Linked DNA regions of Mus musculus: region 2 is linked to region 1. A link is a contact called in ENCODE Hi-C or POLR2A ChIA-PET data. All regions are on one chromosome and are shown on one strand. The core of a region is the stretch at or near the end of the contact, and the rest is flanking DNA. Distances in the headings are between cores, read along the strand shown.

Region 1 (3,284 bases), core at 227-2,726:
TAAGTTTTTTTGAAAGTAGTAATCTCTAAAACACAAATGTATTTTTTAAGCACAATTTTAAGATTACGGAATGAACTAAAGGTGTCATATAAAATAAGTAGGATTTTGTTGTTGTAAAATTTAACTTCACCCACTTTGTGGAGTTAAATAAAAGTTTACTGGCTTGCCAGGTGAGGTGGTACAAGACTTTATAATTCCAGCACTTCAAGAGGTAGCATGTGGACCTCTAAGAGGTCTAAACCAACCTGTTCTACATAGTGAGTTTTCAGATCACCCAAGACAACAGAGACCGTCTCAAAAGCAACCACAATACTAGATGGTGAGGGCACACACCTTTGATCCCAGCAGAGGCAGATGGATCTCTGAGTTGCAGGCCAGCCCGATCTACAGAATTACTTCCAGGACAGCCAGAGGTACACAGAGAAAAAAGCCAGTTTCAAAAACACAAAACAATAACAAAAGCCCATAACCAAAAAAGTTTACTGGTCCAATCAATTGCTTTGCAATGCTTTTGACAATGAAACAACCTTATTTCTAATTTTCTTTTACTTTTTTGTTTGTTTAAGATAGACTCTTATGTAACTGCAATTGTCCTGGAACTCTATATAAATCAGCCTGGCCTGAACTCATGGATATTAAACATCTCCCTCCTGAGCACTGAGATTAAAGACTTATGCCTCTACACCTGGGTATTTTTAATTTTTGAATAAAATTGTTTATAGTTTGTAAATAATCAGGTCAGAAATAAATTAATCAATGTAATTAAAAAGTTTACTATTCGACACCAAACTGAAGACTCATATTTATTTGAGGATACCTTTTCTACATTCATTAATCACGCTGTTGTTTCAACATTATTTCTCACCAAAGTTATTGTGTGTGTGTGTGTATAATAACGAACAATATTGCTTATGTCGAAATTTATAAGTCTGAAAAACAGGTGCAACGCTTAATTAGATACACGCTTTTTTTCTTCTAAGCTTAAATTAAACCCTGGAAAGGAACTTAAAACTAAACGCAGTCATCCTCCAGCTTGAATAATCCTTTCAAACAGATGCAGCAATTTTAAAAATTCAAGGCATGAACCCGCAACTGTCACCTTCCAAAAGTTAGGATAACCCAAGTCTGTCAGAGGATCACATTAAGTGGACATTTAACTCCGTTTTAGCTTGTACTAAGCGATAAGTACGGTCTACTTCAAATTAAGACCAATTCTTTCCGCAGACATTTCCTAAATACTGTACTGACAGCCCAGCTTTGCTTTGCATCAGTAAAAACATGAATATAGTAGGGAACTCTAGAGAAGCCGACTCAAGAGAGAAATATTCAGTTAAAGTGTTGATGAATCAGTAAGCGCTAAAGGAAATCCAAGTGAGTAGAGCGGCATCGCAGGTACTTAAAGGAGTTGAGGATGGGAAGGCAAACTTGTCCGGCCGGCCGCGAGCCATTGTGCGCGGCGGTAGCCCGAAGCGGCGTGGCTGTCAAGGGGCAAGTGCGTACCGAGGCGCGGGGGAGGGGGCAGGACGCCACATCGGAAGGGGGTGCAGGAGCCAGGAGGCAAAGACGCTCATCCCAGGCCCTCTCCGCGTGGCCTCACCCTCAAGGGGACCCACAAGCGCAAACTCAGTGCCTAGCGGGCCCACGCCAGACTCTCGCCCAGAGGCGCTGGGCCCAAACCCCGGAGGCCCAGGAGAGGTGGCTCCGGAGGAGCCCTGCGGACGCCATGCTAAAAGCCAAAATGGCTGCCCCAAGGATGCCCGCAGCGCGCCGCCCGTGAGGAGGGAGCCGGGCGCGCCGTCACCGCTCGCCGGCCGGAGCGGCTCAGGTAGGTCCCCTCCGCCCTTGAGGGCACGGGCCTCAGCCCCGGCCCCACCCCCGCGGCCCGTGGCCCCGGCCCCAGCTCGCAGTCGAGAGGGGTGACGGGTGACGTACCTGCAGCTCGGCCCGCTCCACCTCCCAGTGCGCCCGCTCCATCTCGAAGCGAGCCCACTCGTGCTGGATGTAGTGTAGGATCCCCGGGATCGTGTACTGTTGCGGCCGGGACAGCTCCGGGCCTGCCGGGGGCCCCGCCGCCTCGGCGGCCGGAGGACCCCCGCCGCCCGGCGCTCCGTTCGCTCCCGGCGGCAGGCTCAGGTTCCCCCCGGGTCCCTGCTGCGGCCGGGGAGGGGCTGCCATCCCCTGGCCGCCGCCGCCGCCTCCGGCCAGCTCGTCCATTGTGTGTGGGGCCCCGGCCGGGGCGCAGTGCCAGACGCCGACAGCTGCGGGGAGGGCCGGGACGGTGGCCCCGCGCCGACCGCAGGGCGGGGGGCCGGCCGGGAGACGGCCGGGGAGGGGGTCGTTGCCGTGTGCTTGCCGCGGATCAGAGCAGGGAGCTGCCGGCCGCCGCCATTACGGTACCTCCTCCATCTGCCCGTCTCACTCACTCACTTTGGGGGAGAGGGGGGCCGCGGCGGGAGGAGGAGGAGGGACGGAGGAGGAGGAGGAGGGACGGAGGGCCGCCGCTCGCGCACGGCACGCTGGGTAGAGAACGCCGCTGCAAGCCGCACTCCGGAGAGCCAAAAAGAGTCCGGCCTCACCCCACGCAGGCGCACTGAGGATGGACCGCTCTTCGGGAGGCGGGGAAAGGCCTGGGCCCCGCCCCAACTCGGGCGCCGGGCCCCAGCTTTTCTACGCCTGTGGAATCTGGATGCTGCCTTGACTTTGGGGAAGCGCGTGGGCGTCGGGCTTCCGGGTCGTTTTCCTCACGCACGTATCCTTAGGGGCAGCGTGGGTCTCAGCTGAGGGCCTGGGCTCTGGAGCTGCGTGCAAGGCGTCCTCCGTACTGCCCTGGAATTCCTGACGTTTCTCTAGAATTCCTGGCGTGTTTTGCTCAGTCCCAGAGGGTCGGGCCTCTTTTCTGCCTGTCACTCACTTGACCTCTGGTTTCGTGGCACCAGTCAGTCTGCAGGATTCTGGAGACGTCTACGTTTGGCAAATAGCCCAGATTCTTCCGGACTTTCTCACTGGCTCCTGGGCTTCGTCGCAACCTGCTTCTTTGGTCCCACTTCGGTGCTCCTGGCCGCCCGTTGTAACTTCTTAAGTCTTTATTATTCTGAGATTCTCTGTGTTTGAGCTATTGCTTTTTTTTTTTTTTTTTTTTTTTTTTTTTTTTTTTTCCTGAAGAAGTTGTGATATCTTGAATTCTTGAGAATAGTGGGTTGGATGGCAAACGATAACTTTCAAAGAGACTGATGTTTAGAAGTCAATGAACGCAGATATTGTCATTAGTGGCAGAAATTTTGATC
Region 2 (3,413 bases), core at 428-2,927, 320 kb after region 1:
CATCCCACTCTCATGCCCCGCTCGCTGGGAGAGGGGAGAAAACACATACCCATTTTGGGGAGAAGGTCTGTGTCAGCTCCCTTGAAGAAACACACATAGATCACCAATCCTCTCCGAATCTGTGAGAAATGACCACAGGAATCTCAGGTTAGGAAGGAGTCTACAGAGACACAGCTCAGTGGGAAGCGCTCCACAGTGTCTACAAGCACTTGGGTTAAAAGCTAAGGAAATAAGGAGAGTCTTGAATTCTAAATAAATTATGAGAAACAAAATAATCCTTGCCAAGTCTTAAGCACCATGCTTATTTACAGTCAAAAGGGGTGAAGATTACAAACCATGCCTGCATTTATTTCTACTGAGCCAGCAGTTTTCAGACAGCCTCCCCCAAATTCTGCCAGGCCCACAGAAAGTTACAGGCTGATTTATTCAACATCAAATGATCCTCCTTTTCCCACATGGGGCTGTTGAATAAGCAACAGTGTTAGTAGTGTCCTCTGATGTTACTTTGTATTTTCCCCTAAGTCATTTAAACAGAGTGGTATTTCTACATGGGGTCTTGTCTTATTTTTACAAATTCCAGGAACTGTTCAGTTGCTTTTTCTGTTACCGTGGTCAATGCCTGAAGAAAACCCAATGATTGGGCTTTGAAAATTACATTTATGATAAGTTCTGTAGGAAAAGGTTGGTTGTTATCAGGAATATACACCTTCTCATTTTACATAATGACTTGAATATTTGTTTACTAGTTCCTGTAAGACAGTCTACAAGAAAATAAACAAGTGATAAATGACTTCGTTGCTACCACTGAGGGAATCGATTGTATGTTAATTTCCTTGGCTCACTTGATTCAGAAGCCACCACAAAGATTAAATGAATTAATAACTGCAAACTGCTTAAAACAGCGCTGAGCTCACAGTAAATACAACCCAGGTGTTTATCAAATGCTACATAAAAATAAATGGGAAGGCAGACACACAGTTATATTTCATGCTTTAACTTCCAAAGCTTTATACATGTTTGAGACTCAATTTAACTGTTAGCGACATTACGTTCAGCTATATCTTTCTGGTTCTAATGGTTTTCTGTGTAAATATAGCTAGCTCTGCACTCATACTTGAATTACCTGGGAAAAGATTTTTGTTTAACTATGTGCACTTGTGTGTCTGTGTACAACGGCAGGTGTCTGTCCCGCCTAGAGGAGGCCATCAGATCCGACCGAGCTGGAGTTACAGGTGGTGGTGAGCAGCCCCGCATTGCGGGATAATGGAATCTAAGGATCTACTGGCGGTGAGATTCCCTGAAAATTCTGAGAAGCGAGATGGCTCACGCTGTTACCTCAACACTTAATATACTAAGGCAGAAAGATCATCCGCAGGCTGAGAGCTGCAGAGCGAACCAGTGGGGCACAGGCCACCACCAGACGCCAAGTCCAAAGAGACAGCTAGGCAGCCCACTAAAGTGGGCAGACGGAAAGGGACAAGCTCTTCATCTCACGAAAGATGACAGGAAGACCGGCACGGTTCCGCGGATAGGGCCGGGCGTTACCTCCACCCACTGCGCCGCGGCGTCTCCATCGGCCGGGCGCACTTGCAGGCGAGCGTGCAGGCACTGCTGCAGGAGCGCACGAGCCTGGGCCACACGACCACCGTCCGCCATGGCGCGGGTCCGCACTGCGCATGCTCGGGTAGGCGCCTCCCACTGCTCGTGGCCCCACCTAAGTGGGCGGGGCCTCCGCCTGGCTCTCCGGAGTCCCGGATGTGGAATTGACCAGCTTTGGAGCTTTGAAGCTTCAGTCTCTTGGAGGGTTTTTGTTTAGAGATCTCTGTCTCTCCTTCTCTCCCTCCTTCTTTAACCTAATCTCATCCTCGAATGCCTCGTTTTTAGTTTTGTTTTTGGAGGTAGGGTCTCATAGAGTCGGGGTTGGTCGCAATAACCACATAGCTGAGGCTGACCTTGAACTGAACTCCTTCTCCCAATTGCAGGAATTACATGTGTGCCCGCCCACAGCCCCACCCCACCCCATCCTGCTCTGCTACCTGCTTCATAGCTTTTGAAGAAATATTTTTCATTTCAGAAAGCTTAGGTTTCCAGGTATTGGAAAGAATGTAAGTCAGAGTTAAATCCATTCTATATTTATTATAAAGACATAACTAGAATGAGATCAATTGATCTCAAAGCAGGCAGAGAGGGAACTTAACCTGTGGGTGGGGGACAGATGCAACTATAGAAGGGAGCACCTAAGATGTGGGACCCCGATTTAGAGCATTTCTCCCTGGAAGGTAAAGCCCCTGGGACGTTCCCCAAGCTTGTTTTCCCTGATCTCTAAAAATACAGCCAGAAAGAAGCTCTTTGTTCACTATAGCCAGCAAAAAGCCTTTTTGTTTCTATACTTTACAACCAGAGATGCCTGCCTTCCTGTGCCGAGGACACGGGAGATAAAAATTCAGAAAGAACTCACTCCTCACTCCTGCCTTGTAAATTTCACCAAGGACACCTGGAAGAGAAGAACTCTCCTCCCAACTCCTTCCAACTCCTCCCAACTCTTCTCAACTCCTCCCAACTCTTCTCAACTCCTCCCAACTCTCCTCCCAACTCCTCCCAATTCCTCAGCTAGCTGTTAAAAGCCCCCTACTGTCACTGCTCAGGGTCAAACTCCCCTGCCCTGCATGGCAGAGGGACTTTGTCCTCAGCTAACTGATAATAAAACCTCTTGCAGTTTGCATCAGGTGTGGTTTTCTCTCGGGTCACTGGGGTGCTGGCCAGCTCATCCCGGGACTTGAGTGGCGGCCCAGCTTCGGTGTCTTACAAAGACTATTGGGAAACACAGAGATTTACATTTTATTTATAACAGTAGCAAAATTACAGTGATAAAGTAGCAATGAAAATCATTTTATAGCTGGGCAGTGGTGGCACACACCTTTGATCCCAGCACTCCAGAGGCAGAGGCAGGCGGATTTCTGAGTTCGAGACCAGTCTGGTCTACAGAGTGAGTTCCAGGACAGCCAGGGATATACAGAGAAACCCTGTCTCAACCCCCTCCCCCCCCCAAAAAAAGGTCATTTTATGGTTGGGGGTTATGACAACCTGAGGAACTGGGTTGCAGCTTTAGCAAAGCTTAGAAACACTGAATTAAAAGTTAGAAATCTTTCAAAATATATCTTGCCCACAGTCTTAGGGTTTTACTGTTATGAACAGACACTGTGACCAAGGCAAGTATTATAAAGGACAACATTTGATTGGGGCTGGCTTACAGGTTCAGAGGTTTGGTCCAGTATCATCAAGATGGGAGTATGGCAGCATCTAGGCAGGCATGGTGCAGGCAGAGCTGAGAGTTCTACATCTTCATCTGAAGGCTGCTAGTGGAAGACTAACTCCCAGGCAGCTGGGATGAGGATCTTAAGCCCACACCCACA

The links. A loop is a pair of places that touch in the nucleus more often than their neighbours do. ChIA-PET counts read pairs that join two places held with the same protein, here RNA polymerase II (POLR2A).
Region 2: a loop to region 1 is called in a map of regulatory T cell, with 2.5 times the contacts of the local background. The contact joins the promoter of Dtd2 here to the promoter of Ap4s1 in region 1. A Hi-C loop is called at or near these places in 2 of 37 maps with a recorded cell type or tissue (T-helper 1 cell and regulatory T cell). POLR2A ChIA-PET finds 5 or more read pairs at or near these places in 3 of 5 experiments (Patski and embryonic stem cell).

The regions. Positions count from the first base shown.
Region 1 is chr12:51,689,490-51,692,773 of GRCm38, forward strand. Ap4s1 (adaptor-related protein complex AP-4, sigma 1) reads left to right here and starts at 1,477. Exons shown (of 6, transcript NM_021710.4): 1 at 1,477-1,825. It overlaps Strn3 (striatin, calmodulin binding protein 3), which reads right to left and starts at 2,425. Exons shown (of 18, transcript NM_052973.2): 1 at 1,933-2,425. The coding sequence starts at 2,214.
Region 2 is chr12:52,004,830-52,008,242 of GRCm38, forward strand. It overlaps Dtd2 (D-tyrosyl-tRNA deacylase 2), which reads right to left and starts at 1,678. Exons shown (of 3, transcript NM_029545.3): 1 at 1,546-1,678; 2 at 50-119. The coding sequence starts at 1,656.